Linked DNA regions of Homo sapiens: region 1 is linked to region 2. Evidence: chromatin loops called from intact Hi-C (ENCODE). Cell type or tissue: chondrocyte. All regions are shown on one strand. Each heading gives the region's core, and the rest is flanking DNA. Links, peaks and the distances in the headings are about the cores only.

Region 1 (16,579 bases), core at 3,972-11,971, 640 kb after region 2:
GAGGGGCATTACATAGTGGTAAAGGGACCAGTTCTCAAAGAGGACTACCATACTTGACACGTATGCGTCTAACAAGAGAGAGTCAAAATGTGTGAGGCAAAAACTGATGGAACTGCAAGGAGAAACAGACAAATCCACTAACATAGCTGGAGATTTCAACATCCTCTTTCAGTGACTGACTGATAGATTCAGCAGGCAGAAAATCAATAAGCATAGAGTTGAACCGGATAGCAGCACTAAACAACTGGATCTAATAGAGATTTATAGAATGTTTCATCCAACAAAAGTAAAGTACACATTCCTATCAAGCTCACATGAACATTCAACAAGATAGACCACATTCCAGGCCATTAAGCAAACCTTAACAAATTTAGAAGAATAGAAATCATTCAAAGTATGTTCTCACCACAATGGAGTTAAATGAGGAATCAATAACATAAGACAGCTAGAAAATCTCAAAATATGTTTCTAAAAAATACATGGGCCAAAGAAGTTCAATAGAAATTTAAAAATAGTGTGAACTAAGTGAAAATTAAATAAAACATAAAAATTTGTGGGAGGCAGTGAAACTAGTGCTTAGAGAGAAATTTATAGCATTGAATGAATGTATTAGAAAAGGAGAAGATCTAAAACCAACAACCTAAGTTTCCACTATAGGAAACTAGAAAAAGAAAAAGAATAGCAAACTAAGTCCAAACTGAGATCTTTATAAATGAAGATGAAATGTTTCTGGACTGGAAGATGCAACATTGTTAAGATATCACTTCTCCTTAAATTGATCCATAGAATCAACATAGTAGAATCCCATCAGGATTTCTGGTAGAAATTGACAAGTTGATCCTAAAATTTATACGAAAATGCAAAAGACCTAGAATAGCCAAGACAATTTTATAAAAGGCGAAAAAAGTTGGATGATTTGCAATGCCCAAAACTTATTCTGTAATAAAGGCAATGTGGTATTGGCATAAAGACAAGCATACAGATTTTTTAAATGGAATTTAGAATCCAGAAACAAAAGCTTACATTTATGGTCCATTGATTTTTAATGAAGGACAAGACAATTCGATTTGGAAAGGATAGTCTGTTCCACAGTAGGGGCTTGGGTAGGGATATCTATATGAAATAAAATGAACTTAGACCCTTCTCTTACATTCTCCTTAAACTCAAAGGGGTCACAGTCTTAAGTAGAAGAGCTACAACTATAAAACTTTTAAATGAAAATATAGGAGAAAAATATTTTTGAGAAATCTTCTGCAAATCTTTATGACTCCAGAAGGATCCATAAAAGAAACAATTGGTAAATTGCACCTTATTAAATTTAAAAACCTTTGTGCTTCAAAAAATAACCCTAATAAAATTAAAAGACCAGCACAAACTGGGATGAAATATTTGCAAAACATATATCTAATAAAGGTCTAGTATCCAGAATATAAAAGGTAGCTTTACAATTCAGTAATTATAGTAATTTTAATTACAACTGATTAAAAAATGATAGAAGACTTGAATAAATATTTCACCAAAGAAGACATATTAATAGCAAATAAACACATGAAAAGGCACCCAGCATCATTAGTCATAAGGAAATGCAAACTAAAATCATAATGTGGGTTGGGCGCGGTGGCTCACGCCTGTAATCCCAGCACTTTGGGAGGTCAAGGCAGGTGGATCATGAGGTCAGGAGATCGAGACCATCCTGGCTAACATGGTGAAACCCCGTCTCTACTAAAAATACAAAAAATTAGCCGGGTGTGGTGGCAGGTGCCTGTAGTCCCAGCTACTCGGGAGGCTAAGGCAGGAGAATGGCATGAGCCCGGGAGGCGGAGCTTGCAGTGAGCTGAGATCGCACCACTGCACTCCAGCCTGGGGGACAGAACGAGACTCTATCTCAAAAAAAAAAACATAATGTGATACTCTTATATGCTCAGTAGAGTGCTATATTCAAAGACAGGTAATACTAAGTATTAGTGAGGGTGTGGAGAAACTGGAATGCTTGCATGTTCCTGGAAGAAATGAAAATGGTACAGCTACTTTGGAAAATTCTTTGGTTCTTTCTTAAGTTAAACAAAAACTTACCCAAGACTCAGTGGCTTCACTCTGAGGAATCTATCCAAGAGAAATGAAAACATCTCCATACAATGACTCATAATTGAATGTGCATAGCAGCATTATTTGTACTAGCCAAAACCTGGAAAAAATCCAAATGTCTACCAGTTGGTGAGTGGATAAACCCAATATGGTATACTCATTCAATGGAATACTACTCAGCAATACGAAGGAGTAAAATACTGGTACATATTACAACATGAATGAACCTAATAAAAAGTATGCCTAAAAAAGACAGATGTAGGCCAGGCGCAGTGGCTCACGCCTGTAATCTCAGCACTTTGGGAGGCTGAGGCAGGCGGATCACGAGGTCATGAGATCAAGACCATCCTGGCTAACACGGTGAACCCAGTCTCTACTAAAAAAAAATACCAAAAAATTAGCCAGGCGTGGTGGCGGGCGCCTGCAGTCCCAGCTACTCTGGAGGCTGAGGCAGGAGAATGGTGTAAATCCAGGAGGTGGGGCTTGCAGTGAGCCGAGATCGTGCCACTGCACTGCAGCCTGGGCGACAGAGCGAAACTCTGTCTCAAAAAAAAAAAAGGAAGAGAGATGCAAAGAGTATATATTAGATGATTTCGTTTATAGTAAGTGTCCAGAAGAGGCAAATTATAGAGACAGAAAGCAGATTAATGATTATCCTGGGGAGGTGGGGTAGAAGTTGGTTTGGGCTGCAAATGAGCTTAATAAAATGTTTAGGATTATGACAATGTAATAAAACTGGATTGTGATGATGGTCATACAACTCTATACCTTTATTAAAAATCATTAAGTTGTATACTTGCAATGGGTATAAGGTATATAAATGACACCTCAAAAAGGCTGTGAAAACAAAAAAAAACACACAAAAACAAGACAAAACAAAGCAACCTGACTCTCAATACTGACTCAGCAATGGAGGTGTGAACTCTGGACATGCAATGACCAGCTCCTCAACTGTGTAGGTGACATCTTGTTGTGACATAAATTTTCTCTCCTTCCTTCTGACCTACACTGATTGCATGTAGCCCCAGTCAAAGCCAACCCTGCTCGGGCCATGCCCTGTCTAGCTATCCAATGTCCCTGTGCACTCTCAGAGTTTGCTGCCAGGATCTCTGGGACAGTGTGCCAGGTTTCCAGCCACCTGCTCAGTACTTTTCAGCATCACTAAAATGGAGTTATTTTTGATACCAGTAATGGCAGAAATCCAACTAAAATGAATTTTTATCTACAATCTTGGCCTTTACCAAAAAAGAACTGAAACACTGCACACACATATTGCTATCCCCATTTTCCCAGCATATAGTACCTGAGGAGAGAATTCTGGATGACACTTTCTGCCCTACCAAGAATACCTACCAAAATTCTAAAACATATTTGCTGTCTGTCCCCTAGGCATGAGTGTGTGTGTTTTGAGAAAGCTAGGTGGAGGATGAGGGGTGAAGATGTAGTAATTTGGTGTTTGAGCTATTGAGTTTAATTGAGTGATACATCTGTGCAGAAACGGAATGTTGACGTCATCACTTCCTCTGCCAACTTTGTTTGCTGTTTTTGTTTTTTTAAACGAAATAGATTTCTTTGGGGCTGCAGCTGGCTGCCTCCAAAGAGGGATCAAACCAGCTCACTTCCTGCTCATGCTCTTCTCTTTTACTCGGGACCCAGTCACCAGCTGAGTTTTTCAGGATTCTAAAATTCCTTAACTACTCATTTCATGTTTCCTTAACTACTCATTATGTGATTCTCATTCATTTCCCAACAGATGTTTGTTGAGCTCCTATTAAGTGCAAAAGGCTGTCTTAGAGGCTGTGGGGGATACAGAGATTAAAAAGAATGACCCTGTCCTCAGAGAGTTTACAGTCTAACTAAAGCAGGAGGTAGGGAAGGTGAGTATACAATAACTAAGCTATAAGGTAAGGTGATAACAGACAGACAAACTGAGATATCAGAGTTTCGAGGAAGGAGAGAGGCCTTTTAGCTAGAACGATCAGGAAAGCCTTTCTGGAGAAGGCGTGATTTGAATCAGATCTTAGGGATGGATATAATTTTGATTGACAGATTGCAGGAATGTGAGAAATATAGATGGAAGGAAATAACATGTGCCTGGAGAAAGAAGTTTTTAGAAATGGAAACGCACAAGGTGAATTTGAGAGAAAAATAATATTATTTTGCTAAAATACAGAAATTGGATTGAGAAGCAGAAGCAGATAAGTCTATAAATACATGCTGGAGTAAATTATGTAGACACTGAATGCCAGTTATAACTTGGACTTATCTCCAGACAGCCAGTGTTAACCTTTCCTTGACTCAAAAGGCATTTAAATAATAGGGACACAGACTCAGGCTCTATCTTGGCAAGATCCATAAGTTACACATGGAGAACCTTCCAGTGTGATCACAAGAATATAAATGGTTGTACTGCATGACCTTTGGGCCCCATTCTGTCCTGAGACTAAAGTTTAGGGGCTGTGAACAGAAAATGAACTCTCTCTTTTGGTGTCCTGGGTGGCCAGAGCTATGTATGGGTTATGGGGGAAAGATCTGTCCACCTGCAGAGGTGCCAAGGGCGTGCCTTGCTTAGAAGGCAGTTTCTTTGGAAGCTTAGAGAATGAGGACAGCTTTTTGTACAATGCATGGTCCCTTCAGATGGGTGGTTCTGCTTAGTGTTTTAAATACTGGGTGGGCTGGTTCTGCTGTTAGCACAACGATAGACAAACAGGGGGTGTGCACCTGTGCTGCATTAGGATCTGTCTCATCACTGCTTACTCCGCTGTATAGACAAAGATTCTTAAGTAATACCCCATGAAGGAACAATGAAGCCCCCGGCAGACTGTCGGAAGACCTTGAGAAGGCTGACAAATATGCAAAATCTTTATCAGCTTTTCCTTCCCTAGACTACTTGGGCTGGCTGGTGCAATGAATACAAACACCCACTTGGGCCAAAAGTCCTTCAATGGAAGCAGAAAAGAAAAGAAGAGAGAGGTGTGTATTTCAGAAAGAAGAACACAGAGATGGGGATAAATATAATCAGTCAGACTTAAGACTGTCATTAAAAAAAAACAGACATATTTTGCTAAATGCAGTCATTTCTCCATAAATCCAAAGGCAGCAGTTGGAACAGCTCTGCAATGGAAAAGGATGAGGTTTGGTGCTGCCTGTGATAGTCAGAAATGTCAAATGAACTGGGCCGGGCACGGTGGCTCACGCCCGTAATCCCAGCACTTTGGGAGGCCGTGGCAGGCGGATCTCGAGGTCAGAGATCGAGACCATCCTGGCTAACACAGTGAAACCCCATCTCTACTAAAAATACACACAAAAAAAAAACTTAGCTGGGCATGGTGGCGGGCACCTGCAGTCCCAGCTACTTGGGAGGCTGAGGCAGGAGAATGGCATGAACCCGGGAGGCAGAGCTTGCAGTGAGCCGAGGTCGTGCCACTGCACCAGCCTGGGTGACAGAGTGAGATTCCGTCTCAAAAAAAAAAAAAAAAAGTCAACTGAACTAATGTGTGGAGAAAAGAGCAGCACAAACATACCACCAGCGTTCTGAAGACTTCTTCCATTGCAATCAGGAGCTGAGGTTCAAATTCAGTGCTGCTCAATGGATTTGATGAAATATCCCTTGAGTTCTTTTCCTAGTTCAGCCACTTGGCAAGCTATATTTAACTTGGGACTTTTCTTCTCCTCAGCTGAACTAAATGACCTCTTGATATGGTTTGGCTCTGTGTTCCCACCCAAATCTCATCTCGAATCCTAATCCCCATGTGTCGAGGGAGGGACCTGGCAGGAGGTGATTGGATCATGGGGGCAGTTTCCCCTATGCTATTCTCGTGATAGTGAGGGAGTTCTCACTATCATGATGGTTTTTAAGTGTGATGGTTTAAGCTGATGGTTTTAAGTGTGGCACCTCCTTGCTCTTTTGCTCTCTCTCTCTCTCTCTCTCTCCTGCTGACTTGTGAAGAAGGTGCCTGCTTCCTCTTCACGTTCCACCATGATTGTAAGTTTCCTAAGGCCCCCCAGCCAAGCAGAACTGTGAGTCAATTAAACGTCTTTTCCTTATAAATTACCCAGTCTCAGGTATTCTTTATAGCAGTGTGGGAACTGACTAATATACCTCTGAAGCCCATCCACCTCTAATACTCTCCATTTCTTTGATTCAGTGAATTTCACTAACTGGGCTCAAAGTATGTTTAGGATGTGAAAAGTCAAGTGGTTCAGGAGACTTTAAATGTTTCAAACAACTTTATATTGGAAATATGGGGAAAATGCAAAATCTTGATCAGACCATTAAACCGTGATATTGACTTTACGGCATTTTATTTGATTGTATCAGATCAAACACTTTTCTAAAGGTAAGAGAGGAAACAGAGAATTGGAAATAGAATTAGAGAAAGCAACTAGACTCAGAAATAATGTCTTAAAATATGCCTAAATTTCAAAAACGTAGATGTCAAATGAAAATATCTACAATCTAATTCTACTTGCAAAGTGTTCTTAGAACCCTAGCCAGCTCTACAGATCAAGTTATTGTCATGCTTAACTCTCCCTAGCCTCACTGCTCTTGCACTCCCCCTTGCTTTATCCTGCTCCTCTCCCTGAATGTCGCATCACATCAGTGGCATGCTTATGCATCTAGCCAAGAAATACCTTTTACTGCTTTTCCTCATCCTCACACTCATTCAGTCACCAGGTCCTACTGACTCAATCTTCTACATGTTCATGGAAACCTCCTCTGCTTCCCATCCTGACATCATTTCACTGAAGCCCTCATAATCACTCATTTGAACTACCATCACAGCCCCTACATGAACTATGTCATCCATGACGTGAATTTTGTACCACGGTCTCTTTCAGGTTCTGAGGACACTGTGGTGAGTGAGAGAGAAGTTGCTAGAGTCATGGGGCTTATACTGTAGTAGGAGAGCCAGAAAATAAAACAACTAAGATGATTATAAATTGTCATGTTTTCTAGGAAGAAAATAAGCAGAGTGATGTGAGAAAGAGTAACTGAGCACGGAGGGCCCACAGAGACAGGCTGGCTCTAGAGGAGGGAGCTGAGGTCTGAAGGAGGAGAAGCAAGCATCCAGCCTTGCCCAGAGCATGCCAGGAAGAGGGAAGGATTAGTGCACAGTGATGGAGGGACTGAAAGAACAATGAGGCTGGAGTGTAATGAGCAAGAGAGAGCGATCTAGGTGAGGATGGGTAGACCAAATAATGGAGAAGCCTTTGGTTCTCAGATTGGAGTTGGGAACTTTTTAAAGTGCAATGGGTACTAACTGATAGGCTGTAAGCATGGGAGTGATATAATCCAAGTTATGTTTAAGAAATCACTCTGGTTGGTGTATGGTCAAAAGGAAAGTAGGGATCACAGTTAGAAAGCTACTCCAATAGTGCAAATGAAAGATCATGTTGGCTTGGGTGAAGGTAATAGTGGAGATGAGGAGAAGTGGATGGAGTCAGGATATGTTTTAGAGACAGCCCAGATGTGATGGATTGGTGTGGGGCATGAAGAAAGAAGAGGATGTCTAATGGGGAGTGGTTTGGATAACTAAAGGGATGGATGATGGTGACACTTACTATGCTGGAAAAGACAAGGGAAAGAACAAGTTTTAGACAGCCAAATGAAGACTGAGAAGGCTTTTAAATATAGGATGCAGTGGGTCAGAGGGGAGGTCTGGGCTGGAGATATAAAATTGGGAGTCATCACTCAACAGATCCTGTTTAAAGCAGCAGGACTAGGTGACATCACCTCTCATAGCAGCACAAGGGGGTATAGCTAGAAAAGGAAAGAGAAGAGAAAGGGAGAGAAGAGGTCAGGAAAACAGAGAGTCGGCAAAGGAGGCTCTAGTCTTCACAGCTCTAATCCATCCTTCGTATTGAGGCCAGAGTGATGTCTCCAACACCCAGCTCTGATCATGACTCCTCCCTGCCTAAAGCACTCCGAGGTTCTCTATTGCCCTCTCAAGAAAGTCCAAACCCTTAGCATGATATACAAACCCCTTCATGATCTAGACCTAACTTAACTTTGCAAGTTCATCTTCCTTGCCCTTTATCATAGCACTCCAACATTGTGTTATGATTATCTGAGTACATATCTGTTTGTGTTGTTAGATGTAACTTAAGAAAGACTATGTCGTTATTACCTTTACATTTCCAATGCCTAGCATAGAGTAGATAGTAACATTTGTAGGAATGGAGGGAGGGAAGGAGGGAGGGAGGGAAAGGACAGAGGGAAGGAAGGAGGGAAGGAAGGAGGGAAGGAAGGGACTATTTGTCATGTGAGAACCTTCATAAAAAGAAGAAAGCATGACAATTAGCACCTGTGCCATCTTCTTCCCTGGCATTTCTGGAGACTGTGAAATCAGGATGAAATGAGAAGAGCCCCATCTAGAGGTAGAAAGGTGCAGGAATGGACTCATGCATCAGAAGATTTTCTAGAAACAAACCGCTGACCAGGCAAAGCTGGAACTTACCTAAGCCAAACTAAACTTTTGTAGAAGCCAATTAATAGTAACAATATCTAGAAATCAATTCACAATAAAAGCTATTTCTCAAATACTCTATGGAGAAATCAGAACCAAAAAACACTGAGTGATCTGATCAATGAACGTATAATCTGCCGTTCCTCTTTGACAGTAAAGCCCTGACATTTGTGACTTCATACAACTGGATGTTATGAACTTACTAGGAGGTTCTAGCTATTTCATATCATAGTGTTTCCATGATAAAATGATGCTTTTGTGCTTGAGGAAATCAACTGCTTCCACTATGACTGCACTTTTAGGAGAAACATCCATTAGAAAGGAAGAAGACCCTGAGTGCACTAACACTCCTGCAGTAACGGGTGACTGATGTCTCAGACAAAACAGCTTCACATCTATCTGAACTTCATAACAAACTCACATGTACAACAACTCTGCTGATTAATTGTAAGTTGTCAGCCAGAATTGCTGTTACTGAGTGGTTTTCCTTTACAGTTTAACACAGGGTGGTGTAAATGATGGGATATGGATTGCAATATAAACACTGTGCCATGCCCATGTGAGATATCACTGCAGAGGATATTTTTATGTTCCTGTTTTTATTTGGGTCCCACTGCTTCAGAAAACATACAGGTTTGCTTTGACTATAGAACATCACATTCCATTCACTTATTTACAAAAGACCACATATATTGTGTTCATGGTTCAGTTTAAACCACTAAATAGTACATTCAATAGAAAGAAGAGTGGAACAGGAGCAAAAGACTGAATTCTTATCCCAGATGTGTGATCTCAGGCAAGTCATATAATTGACTCAAACATTGAATTTCTGAACAGGGAGAGTTTTTGCTGCATTCCTCTCTCTCAAGTTACTGTGACAAACAAAATGGTGCATATGAAAGCATTTCTTTAAATTTTAAATAAAATTTTATTGAGGTATAAATTCACAGATCTTAAGTGAAAATTCACAGGTTTCATAATGAAATTCACAGATCTTGAGTGTACAGTTCAATGAGTCTTGGCAAATGCATATACCTGTGTAACTCACGCTCCAGTCAACATAAAGAATATTACCACCATCCCAGAAAATTACCACAGGCCTCTTCTCAGCCAATACTCCCCACTCCTGCTTCAGATGCAACCATATCTCTGATTTTTTCAATGCAGATTAATTTTTTTTGCTTCTAGAAATTCAAATAAACAGAAGAATAAGAGTATGTATTCTTGTGTCTGGCTTCATTCACTCAACATGTCTGTGAGATTTATTCACATTGTTACATGTATCAGTAGTTTGTACCTTTTTGTTGTTGTCAATATTCCATTATTTATCCATTCTGCATTTTAAGAGTGAAGTTTGATGAGTTTTGACAAATGTTTACACTTTGTAACCACGACAAAGCAAGATAGTAGATTTTCATTCCCCCTAGAAGTCTCTTGTACCCTTTTACCATCAGTCTCTCCTCTCACCCATGACTCCAGGCACTACTGATCTCCTTTTTATCATGATAGTCTTGCCTCTTCTAGAATTTCATGCGAATGGAAACATACACTTCTGTGTCTGCTTTTACCTAGCATAATATTTCTGAATTCACCCATGCTGTAATATGATTGAATGAGTAGTATTCCAATGAATAAATATATCCATTATATTTATTATTATGTATCCATTAACTAGTTTGTGGTACTTCGGTTGTTTCCAGCTTGAAGCTATTATAAATAAAACTGCTAAGAAAACTCAGGCATGTCATTCTGCAGACACACATTTTCATTTCTGTTGGGTAAATCTGCAAGAATGGGACTGTTCAGTCATAAAGCAACTATATGAGAAACTACCAAACTGTTTTCCAAAGTGGCTGTTTCATATCTGCATTCCTCCCAGCAATGAATTAAAGTTCCAGCTGCTCCACATCATTGTCAACACTTGGTACTGCCAGTCTTTATAATTTTGGCCATTCCAGTGGGTATGTAATGGCATCTCACTGCAGCTTTAATTTGCGTTTCCCTAAAAACTAAATAATGTTGAGCATCTTTTCGTGTGCTTATTTGTCATTTGTATATTTTCTTTACTAAGTATCTGTTTAGATCATTTGCACTTAAAAACATCAGGTTGGGCCGGGCGCGGTGGCTCACACCTATAATCCCAGCACTTTGGGAGGCCAAGACGGGTGAATCACGAGGTCAGGAGTTCGAGACCAGCCTGGCCAACATGGCCATAACATTGAACAAAATATTTATTATTTCTTTATTTAAGAAATATTGGCTGGGCGCAGTGGCTCATGCCTGTAATCCCAGAACTTTGGGAGGCCAAGGCGGGTGAATCACAAGGTCAGGAGTTCGAGACCAGTCTGGCCAACATGGTGAAATCCCGTCTCTACTAAAAATATAAAAAATTAGTTGGGCATGGTGGCAGGCGCCTGTAATCCCAGCTACTCAGGAGGCCAAGGCAGGAGAATTGCTTGAATCTGGGAGGCAGAAGTTGCAGTGAGCCGAGATCATGCCACTGCACTCCAGCCCAGGCGACAGTGAGAGACTCCGTCTCAAAATAAATAAATAAATAAAAATCAGGTCATTTTTCTTACTGAGTTGTAAGAGTCCTTTTTATATTCTGGATACAAGTCCTTTATCAGATACATACTTTTCCAATCCCCTTACCTGGGCTATAACTGCATTTTTATTTTCTTTTGCACTGTCTTTTGAAGAGCAAAAATCTTTAATTTTAATAGTTTAATTCATCAGTACTTTGGGTTTGTACTTTTTGTGTCATATCCATGAAATCTTTGCCTAATCCAAGGTCATAAAATTTTTCTCCAAAAGTTTATTCTAGAGTTTTACAATTTTAGCTCTATGTTTGGGTATATCATCTGTGTTTTTTTTTTTTCTTTTATGAATAGTGTGACATAAGGGTTAAAGTTCATTTTTTTCTATATGGCTATCCAATTGTTCCAATACTATTTGCTTAAAAGACTATCACTTCTCCCATTGAACTGGCACCTTTGACCCAAATCGACTCCATATGTAAGAATCTATTTCCAATTTGCTTGTCCATCTTTATTCCAATATGATATTGTCTTCATTACTGTAGTTTTTAATATGTCTTGAAAACAAGTAGCATAAGCCCATCTAAATTTTCTTTTTCAACACTGTCTTGTCTGTTCTAAGAACTTTGAGTTTCCATATAATGTAAGAATCAGCTTATTATGTGATTCTATAGAACAATTTGAGGACAACTGACATCTTAACAATATTGAGTCTTATGATTCATAAGCATAGAGTTTTTCACATAAAGGTCTTACATGTATCTTGGTAAACTTACTCCTTTTATTTATTTTTTTGAAACAGAGTCTTGCTGTCTCATCTAGGCTGGAGTGTAGTGGCGATCTTGGCTCACTGCAACCTCTGCTTCCTGGGCTCAAGTGATCCTCTCACCTCAGCCTCCCGGGTAGCTGGGATTACAAGCTCGTGCCACCACATCCATCTAATTTTTGTAGTTTTTGTATTTTTCACCATATTGCTAAGGCTAGTAAACTTATTCCTAAGTATTTCATGTTGTTGAACACTATTGTAAATGATATTGCGTTATTTAAATTTCTAATTATTTGTTGCTGGTATATTGAAATACAATTGCTTTTTTTGGTATATTGGCTTTATATTGTGCAATCTTGAAAAACTCTATTCACTTTTTTGTAGGTCCTTTAAGATTTTCTACAGACGAGATCATGGTGACTGTAAAGACCATTTTACTTCTTCCTTTCCATTATTTCCTTTTCTTTCTTTACTGCATTGCCAAGAACCTCCAGTATAATGCTGAGTAGAAGGGGAGGGAACAGACATCTTTGCTTTCTTTCCAATCGTAAGGAGAAAGCATACAGTTTTCACTAATAAGCATGATGTTAGTTGTTGGTTCCTCAAAGATTCCATTTATTGAGCTTGAAAAGTTCCACTCTGTTCCAAGTTGGCTAAGAGTTTTTATCATGAATGAGTTTTTTTTCTAATGCTTTTTCTTCATCTATTGAGATGATCATATAGTTTGTCTTTTTGTCTATTAGTGTGGTGAATTACATTACTTGATTTTCAAAAGTTAAATTAATATTGCACTCCTGAAATAAACCCCACTTTGTCATGAAGTTTATTCTTTTATATATTGCTGGGTTTAATTTGCTAATATTTTTGTCAATGATTTTTGCATCTATCATCATAAGGGACTGATATGGTTTGGCTCTGTGTCCCCACTCAAACCTCATATTGAACTGTGATCCCCAGTGTTGGACGTGGGGCCTGGTGGGAGGTAACTGGATCATTGGGATGGTTTCTAATGGTTTAGTACCATCCCCCAAGGGCTGTCTTGTGATAGAGTTCTCACGAGATTTGGCTGTTTGAAAGTGTGTAGCACCTCCTCCTTCTCTCTCTCTCTGACTCCTGCTGGCCATGTGAAATATGCCTGCTTCCCCTTCACCTTCCACCATGACTGTAAGTTTCCTGAGGCCTCCCCAAACATGCCTCCTGTACAGCCTGCAGAACCATGAGCCAATTAAATCTCCTTTATTTATAAATTACTAGTCTCAGATAGTTCTTTATAGCATTGTGAGAATGGACTGATACAGGACACTGATAAATTTCCAGTAATAATTCTCTTTGGTTTGAGTATTAGGAAAATGCTGGATTCATAAAATGTGTTAGAAAGCATCATTTCTCTTCTACTTTATAAAAACATATGTAGAATCAGTATTATTTCTTCCTTAAAAATTTGATAGAATTCACCAGTGGTCTTTTGGGTCTGAAGTTTGTTGGTAGGTTTTAAATTAAAGATTTGATTTTTTTTTTTTTTTTTTTTTTAATGAGATGGAGTCTTGCTCTGTCACCAGGCTAGAGTGCAATGGCACCATCTCGGCTCACTGAAACCTCCACCTCCCGGGTTCAAGTGATTCTCCTACCTCAGCCTCCCGAGTAGCTGGGATTATAAGCAACTGCCACCACAAACAGCTAATTTTATTTTGTATTTTTAGTAGAGACAGAGTTTCACCATGTTGGCCAGGCTGGTCTTGAACTCCTGACCTTAAGTGATCCGCCCACTTCAGCCTCCCAAAGTGTTGGGATTACAGGCGTGAGCCACTGCGCCTGGCCCAGATTTGAAATTTTAAATAGATATAGGGCTCTTCAGTTTATGTATTCTTGTTTGGGCTTTTTTAGTTTGTGATTTTCAAGGAATTTTTCATTTTATTTGTCAAATCTATTGGCCTAAAATTGTTCATAATATTTCCTGATTTTTTTTAACATCTGTAGAATCTGTAGTGATATCCCCTTTTTCACTCCTGATATTGGTGATTCGTGTCTTCGCTCCCTTCACCATATCAGGCTACCTAGAGGCATATCAATATTATTGATTTATTTAGCAAATCTGCTCTTGGTTTCATTGGTTTTTCTGTACTGCTTTTCTGTTTCCTGCATCTTTGGCTTATACTCTTATCTTTTATTATTTCCTTCCTTCTGCTTACTTCAGGTTTAATTTGCTCTTCTTTTTGTGGTTTTGTAAGGTGAAAAATAAGATTATTAACTTAAAATTTTTTTCTTTCCTTTTTTTTCTTTTTGAGACAGTTTTCCTCTTGTTGCCCAGGCTGGAGTACAATGGCATGATCTCGGCTCACTGCAGCCTCCGCCTCCCAGGTTCAAGCAATTTTCCTGCCTCAGCCTCCCGAGTAGCTGGGATTACAGGCGTGTGTGCCACCATGCCCAGCTAATTTTTTTGTGTTTTTACTAGAGACAGGGTTTCACCATGTTGGCCAGGCTGGTCTCGAACTCCTGGCCTCAGGTGATCCACCTGCTTCAGCCTCCCAAAGTGCTGGGATTACAGGCGTCAGCCACCACACCTGGCCAAAATATTTTTTATTTTCTATTATGATAATTCAAGGCAACAAATTTTTCTGTAAGCACTATTTTAGCTGCCTCTTAAAATGACTTTTTTTTTTAAATTTTTTATTTATTTATTTATTTACTTTTGTGGGGGGCAGATTCTCACTATGTTGCCCAGACTGAACTCAAACTCCTGGGCCCGGGTGATCTTCCTGCCTCAGTCTCCTGAGTAGCTAGGACTATATAGACACTCATCACCATGCCCGGCTTGCATCTCACAGATTTTAACATGTGCATTTTCATTTTAATTCCATTCAAAGTATTTTTATATATTTTTATTTGTTTTTGACCATGAGCTATTTAACAGTGTGATAATTTCCAAATATTTGGGGATTTTCTGGAAATATTTATGTTATTATTTCTGTTGTAGACAAAGAACATATTGTGTATGATTTAAATATTTTAAATGTATTGCAACTAATTTTATGGCCTGGTATATGGTCTATCTCGGCGTATGTTCTATGTAGACATGAATAAAATGTGTATTATGCTCTTACTGTATGGAATGTTCTATAAATATCAATGAGGTCATGCTGGTTGATAGTGTTCTTTGAGTCTTCTATTGCACTATGGTTGTCTTCTATTTCATTCATCAGTTATTGGGGAGAATAATAATGAGGTTTCCAACTCTAATTGTGTACTTGCCTATTTCTCCTTTCAGTTCTATCAAATATTGCTTCATGTATTGCATTCTTTTGTCTTCTTGATGAATTCACCCCTTTATCACTATAAAATGTCCCTCTTTATCTCTGCAAATAGTCCTGGTTCTGAATCTACATTGTCTAACATGAATATAGCCATTCTAGCTTTCTTTTAATAAGTGTTTGTGTGGTATTTCTTTTTCCACCACTTTTAACCTATCAGTATCACTCAATAAATCATATATACATATATATGTATATACATGGTTTCATATATATATGTGTGTATATATAGTTTCTTGAATATAGCTTATAGTTGAGACTTGCTTTTTTTAATCCAATCTTACAATTTCTGGCTTTGAACTGCGTTCCTTAGTTTAAATTTGCCATCTTACTACCAGCTTCTATTTGTCCCATCTATTCTTTGCTCCGTTTTTGCTCTTTTCCCTTTGAGTTAATTGAATATTTTTTATAATTCCATTTTATTTCCGTCATTGGATTATTATTTCTCTTTCTTTTAAGGAGTTGCTCTAGGGTTTACAGTATCTATCTTTAGTTTTTCACAGTCTACCTTCCCATAGTATCGTTCCTCTTCCTCTGTAACATAAGAAACATACAACGCTATACCTTCATCCATGCCTTCTGTCCTCTGTGTTATTGCTGTCATATATTTTACTGCTACATATTTTATAAACTTCATGATACATTGTTTTTATTTTTGCTTTAAACAGTCAGTAGTCTTTATACGAATTTTTTTTTTTTTTTTTTTTTTTTTTTGAGAGGGAGTCACTCTGTGGCCCAGGCTGGAGTACAGTGGTGCAATCTCGGCTCACTGCAAGCTCTGCCTCCCGTGTTCACACCATTCTCCTGCCTCAGCCTCCCGAGTAGCTGAGACTACAGGTGCCCGCTACCACGCCCGGCTAATTTTTTTGTGTTTTTAGTAGAGACGGGGTTTCACCGTATTAGCCAGGATGGTCTCGATCTCCTGAACTCATAATCCGCCCGCCTTGGCCTCCCAAAGTGCTGGCATTACAGGCGTAAGCCACCACGCCTGGCCTATAGGACATTTTAAAATATGAGAAAAGATATCTTTTTTAGCCCCCATGTTTTCCATCTTCGGCATTCTTCACTTCTTTTTATAGATCCAGATTTCCATTTCCTATCACTTTCCTCACTTTCCTTTTGCTTGAGGAATTTAAATATTTATTTTAGTGCAGGTCTACTGGCAATGGGTTCTTTTTGATTTTTAATCATCTGAAAAAGACTTTTTTTTAGGTAACAACACTTAACATAAGATCTACCCTCTTAACCAATTTCAAATGCACAATACCATATTAACTGTAGACACAATGTTGTGAAGATCTTTCAAACTTAACCATCTTGCATGACTGAAACGTTATGCTCACTGAATAGCAACTTGCCATTTCCCCTCCCCCAGCCCTTGGCAACCACTATTCTACTCTCTGCTTCCATGTA
Region 2 (16,579 bases), core at 4,353-12,352:
TGGTTCTGCAGGTGATACAGGAAGCAAAAAAAATTCATGGAGTCTCGCTGTGTTGCCCAGGCTGGACTCGAATTCCTGGATCAAGTGATCCTTCTACCTTTGCCTCCCAAGTAGCTGGGACTACAGGCTTGGTAGCATGTCCAACTTGTGCTAGACTACACTAAATTTATAAATTTATATAAATATTTTTCTGGCCAGGTGTGGAGGCTCACGACTATAATCCCAGCACTTTGGGAGGCTGAGGCAGGAGGATCACTTGAGCCCAGGAGTTGGAGACCAGCCTGGGCAACATAGTGAGACCTCTACATCTTGTCCCGCTGGAAGGTCTTCAGGGGCAATACATAACGGAGCTGTCGTCTCCTGTGACAACAGTGCCTTCTGGATACCTTGTAAAGGACCTGCTTGAGGCCGTTTTACTTAACTTTAAAGAAAAATTTTTTTTTTTTTGAGACGGAGTCTTGCACTCTTGCCCAGGCTGGAGTGCAGGGGCGCAATCTCGGCTCACTGCAAGCTCCGTCTCCTGGGTTCACGCCATTCTCCTGCCTCAGCCTCCCGAGCAGCTGGGACTACAGGCGCCTGCCACGATGCCCGGCTAATTTTTTGTATTTTTAGTAGAGATGGGGTTTCACCGTGTTAGCCAGGGTGGTCTTGATCTCCTGACCTTGTGATCCACCTGCCTCGGCCTCCCAAAGTGCTGGGATTACAGGTGTGAGCCACCGCACCCAGCCACTTTAAAGAAAATTAATTAAAGGCATATACTCTAAAATAATGGTAAAAGTATAGTATAGCAAATACATAAACCAGTAACATAGTTGTTTATTATTCTTAAGTATTATGTACTGTCCATAATTGTATGTGCTGTGGTAGACATATTTTTAAAAAATTCATGGGGTCTTGCTATGTTGCCCAGGTTAGACTCGAACTCCTGGGCTCAAGTGATCCTTCCACCTCCACCTTCGTATTAGCTGGGACTACAGGCTTGGTGGCATGCCCACCTTGTGGTAGACATTTTTACACGACTGGCAGTGCAGTGGGCTTGTTTACATCAGCATCACCACACACACGTCAAGACTGTGTGTTGTTGGATTACGACACCTATGATGTCACTGGGCGGTAGGAATTTTTCAGCTCCGTTGTAATCTTAGGGGACCACTGTCGTATGTGTGGTCCGTCATTGGCTGAAGCATTGTTATGTGGTGCATGATGGTACTACCGATATTACAATATTGTTATTTTTGGCAGAGAGGTTTTTCCCATTCTTGTCTCTGTTCTCAAGTTGTTTGGGGTGGCAGACTGAGCCAGGGATGTGGTTCAGTGTCCATTATCTCATAGATCCAGGGCCCTGACCACTTTTTCTCCAGCTCCACCTGTAGGATGCCCTCCTTTTGGGCCTGCAAACACAAAATGGCTAATCTCACTGACTTTCTTGGATATTCAAGCTCAGTGGGAAATGAACTTTCAAAACACAGAAGGCGTGATTTCAGAGTGTCTTCAAGGGGGCCTTACACACAAAAGGAGGCTGGGCGTGGTGGTGCAGCTGTAGTCCCAGCTACCCAGGAAGCCAAGGCAGGAGGATTGCTTGAGCCCAGAAGTTCAAGACCAGCCTGGGCAACATAGTGAGACCCTGTCTCAACCCCTGCCCCAACAAAAGCCCCACGAAAGGCTGAATTACCCATAGCCCCCCAAGAAATACCTTCCTGGCTTTATGGTGAGTCAGGCACCCCTGCACTCTGCACGAGGCTGCCTGGGTAACCACTCTGTTCCTCACTAAAAGGAAAGACTAAACACTTTGAGATTCAGCACCTCATCACATCACCATCATTATATTTTGGAATTTTTTATTGTGAAATATACGCAACATAAAATTGACCATTTCAACCATTTTTAACTGACATTAAGTACATATACATTATTGTGCAATCATCACACTATCTCTTTTCACAACTTTTTCATCATCCCACACTGACACTGTGCACCCATTAGATGATAACTTCCCATTCTCCCCCTACTTCCAGCCCCTGGTTATCATCATCCATTTTCTGGCTATGAATTGGATTATTCCAGGTACCTCATGTAAGTGGAATCATGCAATATTGAACCTTTCGTGACTGGCTTACTTCACTTAGCATTGTACCCTCAAGGTTCATCCATGCTGTAGCCTGTGTCAGATTTCCTCCCTTTTTATGGCTGAGTAATATTCCATTGTGTGTATATGCCACATTTTTTTGCCCTTTTACCCAGTGATGGACATTTGGGTGTTTCTACCTTTTGGCTATTGTGCAGCATCGTATTTTAAAATCGAGTGCCCACTCTTCTCCTCTCCAGTCACTCCAGTGGCTCCCCACTGCCTGCACACCCACCCACAGGACTTTGCACAACCGAAATGGATGCACGTGTTAGTAATGTGACATGTGTTTTCCGAGGTAGTTTTTCTATGCATTGGATCCGTCTATCCATCCCCTTTATGAAGCTGTAAATGCTCAAAGGTTAGGAGCTAAGATTAATAGTTCCTTCTACTACCTCCTGAGAGTCTGTTTCAGGAAGTGGTAAAGGATGTTGGTTAGGAGTGTGGGTTGTGAGGTCAGACCACATGGGTTTGCATCCTAATTCCACCACACACAAGCTCGTCATCACATGTATCCCTTAACTCTTTGGCACTCAATTTGTCCACTTATGAAATGGTGATGTTGGTGGTAACTACCTTGTAGGGCTGTTAAGAACATTAAATGAGATAATCCATGTATAGGACTTGGCCTAGTGTCTGATACATTGTAAGCCCTTGAATGTTAGCTTAAGCAAAAATTAAGAGCTCAGCTTCCTTTCAGCATTTGCCTTTTTCATCTTCATAATTCCCTTGCTGGGCAGCTCAAGGGTAGGATGAACGGTTCCTGCCGTGTGGAGTGGCGTCCCTGGGGCCAGCTGTCCCTCGGGGAAGCAGTGACGGGAGCCTGGCAGAGGTAGAACCCTGTTTATTGTTCATCCCTGACCAACCCCTCCATGCCCTCTGTGCATTCAGATATCAGGTGTACTTGGAGGTGCCCAGGCCCCTGGGTCTTCTTTGATCCCTCCCTGCATCCTCTTTCTTGCGTGGATCACCGATGTGTGGGACAAACTTGGCAACTTGGGAAGGTCTCTGGGCGGCTGTACCGCCTCTTTGGCCCTCTCCAGGATAGTGCTGTTGGGGTGGCCAGAGGGTCGCTTCCCTTCTACTTCCGCTTCCCCCGGTGGCCAGCCCTGCCCCACCAGCCTGGGAAACCTGATTCCTCCTGCCCTCAGTGCCAGCGCACTGGCAGGATCTGGCTGGGCATTTGGCAGCCGCTTGAAGCAGCCTGCGGTTTCGCCCTAAAGCTGATCGAGCTGGTGAAAACGGAAGTTCCCCATTTTTCCCCCTCTATTTAACAACATTTCCCCAAATGTTTACTTGATCCTCTCATGTTTTCTTGTTCGCGTCAGCTACTAGCTTTCCGCTTGCTGGCCACAGCAAGGCAGGGAGAGGTTTGCTGCTGCTTGGGGCTGATTTTCTGCTCTGGAAAGGCATCTCCAGGTGTGACGGACAGCAGAGGGTGGGAGCTGGGCAGATGGTGTCTGGAGGCAACACCCCAAAGTCAGGTGACTGCATCCAGGTGATAGGGCTTCTCGGGACTGGCCTGGGGCAGGGTGGCAGAGTGGGCCCTTCCTAACTGCGTGACCTCGGGCAAGCTCCTGAACCTCTTTCGGCTTCTGCTGCCTCACCAGTGAGATGGGGATAATAATAGTACCGGCCCACAGAGATGTGCAGAGTCAGTGAGATAACCTACACAAAACGCTTAGCAGAGTGTCTGGCACACACGGCCGTGCTCTAAAAATGTGAGTTACTTCTATTTTTACCGGCAAACTTTATTTTTGCTGTTTTCCAGCCTTCTGTTTCTTTGCACATTTTCTTTTTTTGTGGCGACCTTGATTCCTTTAGGATCCCAGTGCTCTTGGATCACTCCCTTCTTGCTTCTAGCAAAGCCCACTCTCGGGAAGGGGTCTTACGTTGTAGCCGCATCGGATTTCAAGGGCAGAACCTTCAAGGTCGTTGGGGCCAGTGCCCGTGTGGTATTTGTTTTTGCTGAGCGGCTCTTTGCTGTGCTGCATCTCCTCGCCTCCTTTGACGGGGTACACACGCTCTACCTGCTGAGACAGTCTCCTCCATCTTTGTCATTTTCTCCACTTTTGGGGAAAAAAAAAAAGAAACCGGATGTTTATGGAGCCCTTTACGTGCCAGGAGCTGCTGGGCACAGTCATCTCATTTCATTGTCCCAGCCGGCCTTCGAGGTTGGTGGTGTTAATTGCAGTTTTTACCCAGGCACCGCGTGGTTGAGTAAATAGCCAGAGGTCACATGCAAGCAAGCGACAGTGGGACTTGGTTGAGCCTGGACATGCCGAAGCTGCGGCCCACGTTCTCTGCGCTGATGGTGGCGTACAGCAGCAGCCAGTTGCACAGGTGCTCCCATTAGGATCTCAGCCCCTGCACTTACTGGATGCCTGTGGGCCAGTTACCTACCTTCTCCAGCCTCATTTTCTTCACCCGAAACTGGGGGCAGTCCCATCTACCTCCTAGGGCTGTTGTGGGTATGAAGTGAGAAAATCCTCTAATGCTGATGAAAGCTTCTGGCCTGACCGTGGCAGGTGTGCAGGGAATGCTGGCTGTGATGTGTGCTGTGATGCTGGAGCTTGGCTTCCGGGAGGTTCCATACTCTGGGAACTTGCAGGACAGGTCCTGTCCTTGGACCCTCGTCGGATAGGCCCTCAGGTGTTTGTTACCAGGTATTGTGTCCTTCCCAAAGTCCTCGCAATTTTTTAAAAACATTTTTTTTCTTGTGGTAAAATACATACAAAATATATCATTATAACCATTTTAAAGTGTGTAATTCGATGGCATTTACTACGTTCACCGTGTTTGTAAAACCATCACCACTACTTGCTTCCATGGCTTCTTCATCACCCTGACTATGAATCCTGCACCCCTTACCTGTGACCCCCCAGGCCTCTCACCACTGGCAACCACTGATCTGCTTTCTATCTGTGGATTTGCCTCTCCTGGACATTTCGTGTAAATAGAATCATACAGTATGTGGCCTTCTGTGTCTGGCTTCCTGCACTTAGCGTATTTTCAAGGCTCACGCATGCTGTAGTGTGCATCAGTACTTCATTCTTTGTAAGGCTGAATACTACTCCATTATACCTATGTGCAATATTTTGTTTTTCTGTTCTTCTGTTGATGGACATTTGGGTTGTTTCCACCTTTGGGCTGTTGTAAATAGAGCTGCTATGAACATTCATGCACAAGCTTTTGTTTGGACACCTGTTTGCAATTCTTTTGAGCATATACCTAGGAGAAGAATTGCTGGATCATATGGTAATTCTATGTTTTAACATTTTGAGGAACAGCCAAACTGTTTTCCACAGCGGCTGTACCACTTTACATCCCTGCCGGCAACGCATGAGGGTTCCAATTTCTCCACATCCTTGCCAACACTTGTTATTTTCCTTTTTAAAAAAATTATGGCCATCCTAGATGTGAAGTGGTATCTTACTGTGCTTTGATTTGCATTCCCTGATGGACCATGACATGGAGCATTCTCCTTCAGTTCCCGCATTCCTGTTTTCTCCTGACCCGGTTTGAGTCTCTCCCACTGTTCTGTTCATGCTTCTCAACATGTGGCCCCATTTGTCTAGATCCTGTTTAAAACACCAGGCCCCAGGGCAGGCCTCCAGCTAGGTTGGGCGAAGCCTGGCGTGGACGACTCCCACTTCCCTGGTTCCAGATATTTGACTTTTTCCTATTCAGTCTCCTCTGAAAGGCGCCACCCCTCCCCAGCCCATGAAGCTTCCCAGGCTCAGGTTCTCCCATCCCTAGTGGACCGGTGGCTCTCAGCCTCATCGTCCCCACCGCCCGCCTGTCAGGTAGGTCAGGGTGAGGACAGGCGCCACCCTGAGGCCGCCACAGAGCTCCTCCCCGTCACCTTTGGGGCCATTAGGAAGCGGTCAGGTCCTGCCTCCTCCAGATTGTCTCGAGAGGCGTTGTAAGAGCCTCACTCCCCAACACCAGCAAGCTTGCTCCCTTGGAGTATGACTTGAAGGCACCATTTTATGTCTTTTGGGTGGGTTTACGGTTTCAGGCCTATTTCTAACTGGAATCAAAGACTGTCCCTCGGTGAAGGAATTTCAGGCACGAATGAGCAGATGCGTGAGGTATTTTGGGGGCAGAGAGTTTGTCCCTGTGCTCCAGAAACCACTCCACCATCTGCCTCCGTGCACAGGCCCCACCCATCCCGGAAAAAGAGGGGTCCTCTCCTCCCACTTCAGGGCTCTGTCCCGGGAGGCCTGGTCTGTCTCACCAGGCACTTCCTACAAGTACACAGTTTGGTCATCTGCCAGCAGTCTGTCTGTCTAAAGTGTTTATTTACTTTAAAATAAGACTCAATTATTATATAATTTTTTTTTGCTGTAAAAAATAAAATAACATAAAAGTATCAGTAAAATGTGAGGCCCCATTCCTATGCCCCTCTCCCAGCCCCAGGGACCCTCCCAGGGGAAATCACAGGAGAGCCTTGGTATGTATTCAGAATCCTTCCAGGCCTTTCATTCCAATGCAGTCATCTTCCCCCCACCCTCATCTAAGGGCAGCTCCAAAACAGACAACACCAGCAGGCTGAGTGTACCAAAGAAAACAAGGTCAGTGCCCTAAAATGATGCTGCTTGAAGTTGGATGAGCAGGTGGTTTTTTTCTCCCCAGGTGGCTCTGCTCAACTCTGGTGTGCAAACTTGAATAAGGGGTGACTGGGGAAGGAAACCAGAGTGCAGAGGGTGGAGGTTTCCAAAGAAACAGGTCCTGTGAAAATGGATGGATGACGGGGAGGAGAGGAAATTGGCATTAGCATCACCTCTTGATCACCCACCATGGCACGGGGTAATGGCCAGACAGCCACCCAGGCGCAGTTTCTAGCTTGACACTGGCTTTGCATCTTTTGGTGAAGGTAAGTTATTGAACCCCCCTGGGTCTCAGTTTCTTTGATTATAAACAGGGTCAGCGCTTAGGGCTGTTGTGAGGGACTGATTCTTGGAACAGCCCCTTAGAAGGTGTGTAATGTAAGGGTTGCCGTCCCGATCTTGCAGGGTGTCAGGCTCCAGGCTGGTGCTTTGCTTCCTGTGTCAGCTCAGCATGGATGCTTGGCCTTCCTCGTCAGCCTTTCCCGCCGTGGACTGTGGCTAAAGCAGAGCTCAGTAGGTCGCATTGCTAAAAACAGGCACCCCACTCCCAGGATTTGGGTGTTTAGTGTGTTTTTACTGTGTGAATGAATGGGTGATGGGTTGAGACTTTCTCCTCTCCGAAGATGAGAGTATTGTGGGAACAGTTACACAATTAAAGGTCACTGGCACTTTAGCAGGAATTAGTGTCATAGAGATTTTGACCTGAAAGGGACCCGAGATGATCATTCATTGTATAAATGGGGAACTTTGAAGGTTCAAGGAGGGAAGAAACTTGCCAGTCATGTCATACAGCCAGTTAGGGGATGGTCAAGGCTGGAGCCCAGCTCCCCTCATTCTGTCTGTCCTGCCTCATATCTGCAAGGGTCTGCTTGCCTCCGCTCGGGGCTGCTGCTTTGGGGTGGAAGGTCGCTTGGGTCAGAGGGCCTTGGGTCACAGGCAGATGGGCCCTCTGGAGGGATGGAGGGAAGTTTGGGGACAGTGGCATGGCCGATGGCTGTTTGGGGCGCCCAACTTCTGAGACAGAAGGCGGGAAGCATTTGGGGCCCTGGGATCCAGTTTGGTCAGGCCTGGAGAGCCAGCTGCTCTGCTGGTGAATGTGACTGTGAGCTGAGAGCAGGGGCTAGCTCTGCTGGGGAAGGTGGACGTATAGTCAGGCGATCACAGTCCAGGGTGGATGAGGGTGATGGCGTGCAGCGTGGAAGAGGCAGTGACGTTTGTACAGGCACATCATCCATGTATAGAAGGGAGGAAGAAGAACAATGTGGGGAAAAGCATGGCAAACGCAGGGGCTGGCTAGCTGTGGAGGACATGGGGGAGTAGGGGAGAGACCACTCGGAGGTGCCTGCAGTCAGGGCTGGCATCTTGTTTGCCTGTTCCTTCTCAGTGCCTAGGCACTGCATTGCTTTAGAGTTGGGGCAACACTATTAATTGATTGATTGACAGGGTTTTGCTCTGTCACCCAAGCTAGAGTGCAGTGTCACGATCGGAGCTCACTGCAGCCTCGAACCTCCTGTGCTCAAGCAATCCTCCCACCTTGGCCTCCTGAGTAGCTGGTACCACTGATGCACTCCACCACACCTGGCTAAATTTTAAATTTGATTTGTAAAGATGGGGTCTCACTGTGTTGCTCAGGCTGGTCTGGAACTCCTGGCATCAAGTGATCCTCCTGTCTTGGCCTCCCAAAGTGCTGGGATTACAGGAGCGAGCCACTGTGCCCGGCCACCACGTTTTTATTTGTTACAGGGGTGTATGAGGCACACTCCTTCCTTAATCCCTGGGAGGATAGGCAGCAGGCTTTTGGTGTTCTGTGGGTTTTTGACACGTTTTCTCCTTCTTACACCCTCTGCTTCCTGCTAGGTTCTGCCTCAGCCAGCTCATCATTCAGCCCTGGTCCAGGCCTGCAGGGTTGAGGGGCTGTGGCCCTGAGGCTTGCTTGGTGGCCTTCTGGCTTGTTGCTGTTCTTACTGATGTTGACCACTAGATGGCAGCAGGAAACCTATCAATTTCTCCCCCAGGTCCATCGTATTCAAGTCAAGCCCTTTGGTCTGGGTGGATCAGCCATCGCCCCTTGATGGCATGGGGACTCAAATTCCACATCTCACTGATTCCAGGATGGGTCTGAGGAAAGGCTGGGATGAAGCCGAGGCAGCCCTCTCAGACGTACCCTGTGTCCAACTCTCCTGTGACATTCTTGAGAAGCGGCTGTCTCAGCTCAGGTAGTCCCAGGGTTGGGAGATACCCTTTTAGTAGAGTTCCCACCATTGGGAAAATCTTTGCCACGTGTGCTGGCTGGGTTTTCAGTGTCTTAAAGGGTCCAGAAGCCGAGACCCAGTGTCCCCGAGGAAAGTCCTGTTGCTCCCCGAGGAGTCCCCAGCTTGGTAGCCTGTGCAGTTACTGAGGGCACTGTGGTGGTGGGACACAGTGCTCCTGGCCTGGGAGGGACAACAGCGTAAGAGCAAGGGCATGCTGCACATCAGCAGTGACGTGCAGTGACAGCAAACATGTAGGAAGCACTTCGTGAGCCAGGGATGCCCTGACTCCTTTGCTTACATTTATTGGTTTCCTCCTCTTTGAGGGGCAGCCCTGAATCCCTCCTAATCAGGTGCAGCTGAGCGGGGCCTTGAATGCAGGCAGGCTGGCTCCAGAGTCCCGGGATAAGTCACGCACCACTCATCGTGGGCATTCTTAAGCCTTTGCGTGGGGCTCGACAGTTTGTGTTACAGTTCACGTGGCTCTTCCTCAAATGCCTTGTCTCATTGATCTCCCCCACAGCCCCTGTGTCAGGTACTGGGGGATCCTCTTTTTTGCAGATGAGGAAATTGAGGCTCAGAGAAGTGAAGGATGCCTCCAGCATTGCAAAGACAGGACACCAAACCCTGTCATTAGATTCTGAGTCGGGGTGGCTCTCCTTTTGTCGTGAAGCGGGTTTGCATGAGTAGGGTTGGAAGGAGGGAGAGGAGCCCTCAGATGCCTGAGGTCAGGGCAACTGTCAGAAAATCTATTCTGTTCCCAAACCCTCTGTAAGAGGAACACATGTTCAGGTGCCCGTGGGAAGCTGAAGCTCCTGCCCAGCCAGTAAGTAAACAGGAGCTGGAGGGAGAGAGTGTGCGAGAATGAGGAGGTGGTGACCGCAGCCATCCGCTCCCGCCATAGTGTACCCCTCAGCTGGAGGCAGGGGTGGGGGGCACATTGGCTGGGGACCCCTCTAAGGCAGGGCTGGAGAAACAGCCCCCACTGTGCACTGTGGAGCCGCCAGGTGGTCCCAGCTGCCAGAACCCCTGCCCCGTCCAGTCCTGCTGTGAAGGCTTCGGGTGTGGAAGGGCATTGTGTGCTTGTGGTGGGATCTGAATCCCAGTTGGCCTGTGGAGCTACCACTGCTACTCTGGGATCAACTGAGGCAGGGGACTGCGGCCGGGACCCTCTTTCCAATTGGACCTTCTCAGGGGCAGGACCTTCCAAACTAAGGGGCAGCAGTGGATGGCTCCTGGGCTCCTTGTCGTCTCCTCTCTGGGATGGGTGTTCTTGAGGCCTTGGGCTTCCGCCCCCATCCCACCCTCTCTGGGGTGTGGACACAGGGCCCACTTGGGCATGTCAGCTTCCCTGGAGCTCCCGCAGCTGGGCCCTGCCCACGTTTCCCCGGGCCACGCTCTCCTGGCTGCCCCAGGCCTCACCACTCTCTCACTGGAACACATAAGTGCCTGCCCCTGGAGCCCAGGCCACTGTCCTGACTCCTCGCCCTTCCCAGAGCCCCGCCTCCTGCTGCCTGCCTCCCATGTGGCTTCACATCCTGCGGGTTTTTCCAGCTGACACAGCCCTTGTAGATACATACTCTGCTCTGGGCACCCCACATCCATGCCAGGCCCAGATTTGGGCCCCAAGGGAGTGCTACCCCCTGGGTTGCAGTTCAAAGGCTTCTGCTTTCCAGCCAGATGGAGGAGGGCTCTATCCCAGGCTCCAACATCCTGCTTGGCTCATCTCCCCCACCCCCTGCTCCAGCTGCGTCCTCCCTGTTGTGCTCCTGGCAGTAGGTTTGCTGAGAGGGAAGGGGGATTCCTTTCCTCTTGGCCTCTCCTCTCTCTGTTACATCAGCCTACAGCCCAGTACCCCTGGGCTCTGCCAAGGGAGGGCTTTTTCTTTTTTTCTAGGGGAAATAATTCCACCTCTTGTCACACGGATTTCTGCATGCAGCTCTTCAGGGGCTTGACTTCCTTCCCTCGTCCTATCCCAGGCCCCTTGAAGCTCAAGAGAGGGGCAGCTTTGTTTCCTTAAACAGGGGCTGCTGCTGGCTTTGAGCCTCCGAGGAAGGTCGTGTGAGGAGTCGGGTGTCTGGGTCCCGCTGTCCCCCTCACTGGCTGTGTGACCCCAGGACCATCCTTGCCTTCTCTGGGCCTCAGCACTCCCTTCAGGAGCCTAGGACTGCATTTGTCGTCCATGGGTGGTGAGGGGGCAGTGCCCAGCGGTGCCCGTTCTGGAATGGAGGGCTCTGCCCGTGGGTTTGGTAGTGTGATTTTTCCACCCCTGGGCTGGCCCCTCTGCCTGGGGCGGGTGTAGCTGGCACACCTGTTAGGAATGAGGCATCTCCTTAGTGCCAGGGAGACGAGAGCCCTGGGGCTGGCTGGGAAGTGCAGGGCCCAGCTGAGAAGGAGAGCGAGCTCAGTCTCCTCACTGCGGGTCATTCACCACCTCCCGGAGTCGGTTAGAGGAGGGGGCTAGTCCAGGGTGAATTGGTGGGATGGGAAGAGGCCCCAGTGCCCAGCTCTGCCCAGTCCTGTCTCCTCGCTGGGCTCTCTCCTCCCGTTTCTTTTTTTCTTTTTTTTGAGACAGGGCCTCGTGCTGTCACCCAGGCAGGAGTGCAGTGGGGTAGTCATGTGCAGCCTTCACCTCCTGGGCTCAAGTGATCCTCCCTCCTCAGACTCCCAAGTATTTGGTGTCTGGGACTATAGGCACGTGCCACCATATCCGCCATACAAAAAAAAAAAAAGGACTTTTTTTTCCTTTTTTTGTATTTTTGTAGAGATGGGGTTTCGTCATGTTGGCCAGGCTTGTCCCAAAGTCGTGGGCTCAAGTGATTCGCCCACCTTAGCCTCCCAAAGTGAGCCATCGCATCCGGGCTACCCTGTTTCTTCTTTGTTTTGCCCCATCTACCTCCTTCCCTTTGCTTGGCTTTCTTTCCCTGCACTTATCTGACTGCTGGCCGAAGGTTCCAAGCCCTGTGGGCAGGGTGGGTCCTGGACCCTGTTCTCCGCCCCTCAGCCCGTGCTCTGTTCTTCTCCAGGCAGGCGGAAAGCTGTACCCTGCTTCCCAGCTCAGAGCCCAGGGCTACAGGCTGTGGACGCCCTGAGGAGGGTTTCTCTGGGCCTGCTCCCCCACCCTCCCTACACGCTGTGCCCCAGCCCCTCCCCAGAACCCACATCTGGCCCAAGTGCTCAGTTTTCTGGGCTGTAAATTGCCTCCCGCTGCCCCTTGGCATCCTCTCAGGTTTCAGCTTCATGGCTGTTTTGCTTTTGGTGGGGGGCGGTGTCCAGGGAAGGCTCAACTTGTTTCCTCTCTTCCTCTGTCTGAGACCATGGAGAGAAATCCTTGGCAGGGTTGTTCTCGATCCTTCCGTCCAAGTGTTGGTGAGCTGTGGTTTTCAGCAGGTGGCTGAGTAGGAACCAGTTCTAATTAGATTTCCCCCTTTTCTGTTCACACCTCCCCCTCCCCCTCCTCCCCTCACCCTGCCAGTGGCCAGCCTTCCCCAAGTGTCCCCTGCCGTGCAGTGGAGGGGCTTGCAGTCGGCCAGCCTGGGGATGGTGGGATTCGCTTCAGGCTGCGCTGCCCTCTGCTCCTTCTTGACCTGGCCCTTGGCCTAATGCTCAGCCTCAAGGGTCCCCTCAACTCCCTGCATCCCCTCAGATAACTTTTCCTTTTTTTCTTTTTTTTGAGACAGGGTCTTGCTCTGTCACCCAGGCTGGGGTGCAGTGGTGTGACTCCCAGGCTCAAGTCGTTCTCCCACCTCAGCCTCCCGAGTAGCTGGGACCACAGGTGTGAGCCACTATGCCCAGCTCATTTTTTTGTATTTTTGGTAGAGATAGGGTTTCACCATGCTGCCCAGGCTGGTCTCAAACTCCTGAGCTCAGGTGATCCACCTCCCTCGGCCTCCCCTAGTGTTAGGATTACAGGCAGGAGCCACCGTGCCTGGCCTCAGATAGCTTTTATGTTCCTTCACAGCAGGTGACTCTCTAGCCCCTGCAGCTGACCGTCAGGGGCTCAGGCCGTTGCACCCACGTGGCCTCCCCAGGAGCATGGCAACCATCAGCTCCAGCTGGTCCCTGGGCAGATCCACTCTCCCCGCTGCAGAATTTGCTTTGCACTATCGCCTTAGCTCATCCACACACCTGGGGAAGCCTGCTTGCTTAGGCCTAGGAAGGGTATCTCAGGGCAGCCACCAGGACAGTCGGGTGCAAGTAATCATCAGATTACTACCCAGAGTGTGGCCCGTGGACCTGGGCTATCTGTAAGGAATTAAGTCCTGGAGTGGAAAGCGTGCATTTAGTAATGCTGTAGCGGTTGACCTGGCCCTGACATTTTATGTTGTTTAGTGTTTCCCAGGGGTAGCTCCAGGGGAGTCTCGGAATTTGGTGGTTGGTACCAAGGAAACTTGTAGGGATTTTTAGTCGACACTGAAGGACTTCTCTCATCGAACAAGATACGGGCCAGTTTGGGTGTTGTTGAAATCTGGAGGAGAGTCATGTGTGGTGCGAAACAGGTCACAGTAGGATCATGCACTGGCCCGGGATGGACGGGAAATAGAAAGCCTGGCACTGGCCACGGATCAGCTGAGAAGTGCTGCCCTCTGCATCCCAGGCCTGCAGAGGAGTCCCTGCAGGGAAGTTCAGAGGGTTTCTTAGGAGCAGCTGAAGGGATTTTTAGATTTGGTATGGGGTGGTGAGGAGGCGTTTGGGGTTCGATGATGAATGCCCAAGGAAAGTTCAGGATTTCTTGGGGGAATTGGAATGAGGAAGATTTGTAGTTTGGTGTGGGAAGTCAAAGGGTAGTTTGGAGTTTGAGGTAGGAGGACTCAGGGATGTTTGGGGTGTGGGGGCCCACAGGGAAGGCTCAGGGAGGGCACAGAATGCTGTGAGGTTCCTGGGAAAGCCCAGGGGAAGAGTGGGTTCAGGAGTGTGGACCAGGGGAGGTTTGGAGGTGACAGTGGGAGGCTGAGGAGAGATTTGGGGTTTTACTTGCCAGGTGGAAGGGCGTTTGGATGTGTCTAGATTAAGGACCAAGGGTGTTTTGGGTTATTGGAGAAGGCTGAAGGGAAGGCTGGGTGGGGAAGGGCTGTGGGAAGTGTTGGGGTTCATAGTAGGGGAGGGAGGGGGAATTTTTGGGTTCCATGCATGGGGCCAGAGGGGAGCCGTGAGATTCAGTTGACGAGGACCACGGGGCTTTGAGGTCCTCGCCAAAGGAGAGGTTTGAGTTTTGCCTTTCCCAGGGTTAGCTCAGCTTCCACAGTCTCTGTCGGCTCTCAAATACCCCGTGTCAGGAGGAAGTCTAAAGGAATCTTAACCTGTCCCCTTCAGACCTGCTCCTTGGTGCCAGAACCTTCTTCCTCCCTCAGCTTCCCCAACTCTCTCCACACAAAGGCAGCTGTGGCATGCTGTGAGAGCACACAGGGATCTTAACTCAGGGTGACACCCAGTGGCTTTTCCAGCCTGTTCGCCTCGGTCTCCCAGCCTGGTGGTGATGGCTATCCGGCCGGCCTCTGCAGCGCACGGTGATGCCCTGGTCTCTGCCAGCTCACCTTCCTCCTGCCCCGGGCCCTGCTCCTCTGAGGCCCACACATCTTTCTAGGGCCAGCAGGAGTCCTGTGTCTTTGAGGAGGCCGTGCGTGACCCCGTCACCCAGTGGCCTGTCCCTCATTCCGTGCCCTCATTTGCCCTTGGCTGTGTCTCGGCTGCAGCTGCGCTTGTGTTTTGCCCTGACTCCTCGGTGTGCACGTGTCTCTCCAAGTCCTAGATGGTGGCACCCCAGAGGCTGGGCTGCGCGGCCTCTGTGTTGTATCTTAGCTGCTGGGGAAATGCAAGGCCGCTGGTCTAAAGGCTTTTCTCTGAGTTGGGGCCACCCATGCTTAGTCCCCACCCACCAAGCCTGGCCCAGACCTGTTCTGTGGGCTGCTCTTGCTTTTCCCCTTTGCAGGAATAGCCCCACATCAGAACAAGTCACCTCCTCCCAGTGGCAGCCACCTCAGACTTGGATGCAAGGACCCCATCCCAAGTTGTCCCTATAAGTTTCTCCTGTGCCCGGAAGCCGACTTCCTCTGTCTGGCGCTTTCCCATGTGGCCAGCAGGTGCATAGCAAGGCTTGGTGTCAGGCATTGCGCTAAGTGTCTTACCATGGCCAGGTGCTCACAGGAATCCTGTGTGACAGGTGCCTTCTATGGAGGAGGAGACCAAGGCACAGAGAGGTTAAGGAAGCTGCCCAGTGTCACACAGACTGAGATTGTCACCGCTCTGCCTGACTGCTGCTGGGGTGACGCTGCTGGGCCCAGATGCCCTCCAGGGAGCCCGCTGCCTGCTGTCCTCCCTCACTGCAGCCTTTATTTTACCATGGAGTGTCCCCACCCAGCCACACCACTGGGCTTCCCACTTGGCAACTGAGTTTCCCCTTTTTCTCTGTCTGGGGACCCCTCCTCCTTTCCTTGGAAACTGAATGGGGCTCACGTTGGCCCCTCTGTGTGGGCCCCCTCCTCGCCTCTCGCCTCCTCCCTTCCCTGAGAAGGGCTGAAACCATTCCCAGGCTGGCCCTAGATGTGGGACAAGGGCTGTGGGATGAAAGGTGATATATAAATGTAAGGCGATGATTATTTATTTGACAGGGACAGCTGCCTGTGGTAAAAAATCTAATCTAGTAATCCTTTTGTGAAAATCCGATCCGAGGCTCAGCAAGCCGCCTGAGACAGCAAAAGGCCACGTTCCCTCCCTGCTCGCCCCTGCCCCCTGCGCCATGCTCTTACTCCTGGTGCCCCGCATCCCTGCCCCCGGGTGCCTGCGGTGCGTATCTCCCTGTGTGCGTGCTGCACCTGTGCATATGTGCTCTTGCTTTTGCTTTTTTGGGTTGTTGTTAACATCCTACATAATCATAGGACAACTGTCAAAACCAAGAAGTTAACATTGGAATAGCGTTATTAACAATAGATTTTATTTAGATTTCACTGTTCCCACGAGCGCCCTTTTTCTGTACCAGGAGCCTCCATTGCGTTGAGTTGTCCTGTCTCCTTAGGCTCCTCCGTCCTGCGACAGTTCCTTAGTTTCTCCAGATCTTTCATGACCTTGACAGTGGTGAGGAGTGCTGCTCGGTCACTCTGCAGGACGGTTTTTCACTCTGGCTCTGTCTGGCATTTTCTCATGGTTAGACTGAGGTTCTTTGTCTTTGGAGAGACCACTGTGGCATGGTGACGTGTCCTTCTAGGTGTGTGGCATCAAGGGGAATGTGATGTCTGTGTGTCTTATTACTGGTGATGATGCCCTGCTCACTTGGAGAAGGTGATGTCTGCCAGGTATCTCCCGTATATAAAGTGGCCCCTTTTTCTTTATAATTAATAATATTTATAGTTATATTAATCATAATTAATAATATTTATAATTATATTAATTATAATTAATACACCATTAATGTCTTGAGGGCAGGCACTTTGAAACTGTCCTGGTTTTTTCTCAAACCTTTGCTCACTAATTTTAGCATCCATCAGGGGTTTTTGCTTGCAGCTCTTATAATTGTGGTGTTTGCCTAATGGTAATTTTCTGTTTCCCTCATTTCTTCTGCATTTATTAATTGGAATTCTCCAAGAAGGAAGAGCTAT

What was found. A loop is a pair of places that touch in the nucleus more often than their neighbours do. Peaks named below come from ENCODE experiments on the same cell type or tissue, not always from the same donor. Only the 100,000 strongest peaks of a DNase experiment are listed, where the experiment ranks them.
Region 1: a loop joins it to region 2, with 2.8 times the contacts of the local background. A loop is called at or near these places in 3 of 110 quality-filtered maps.

Annotation. Positions count from the first base shown.
Region 1 is chr12:3,768,937-3,785,515 of GRCh38, forward strand. No RefSeq gene overlaps it. Among named protein-coding and RNA genes, the nearest start is that of CRACR2A, 24 kb to the left of the region's middle. In chondrocyte, for the core only: CTCF peaks have their summits at 8,467 (motif pointing left) and 8,667; no DNase peak of the experiment used is centred there.
Region 2 is chr12:3,126,927-3,143,505 of GRCh38, forward strand. All of the region lies in intron 2 of TSPAN9 (tetraspanin 9), which reads left to right. Among named protein-coding and RNA genes, the nearest start is that of TSPAN9-IT1, 15 kb to the right of the region's middle. RefSeq lists enhancers at 6,177-6,471, 8,731-9,232, 9,233-9,732, 9,794-10,644. In chondrocyte, for the core only: a CTCF peak has its summit at 8,723 (motif pointing right); DNase peaks (open chromatin) are centred at 5,905, 7,955, 10,365, 12,095 and 1 weaker place.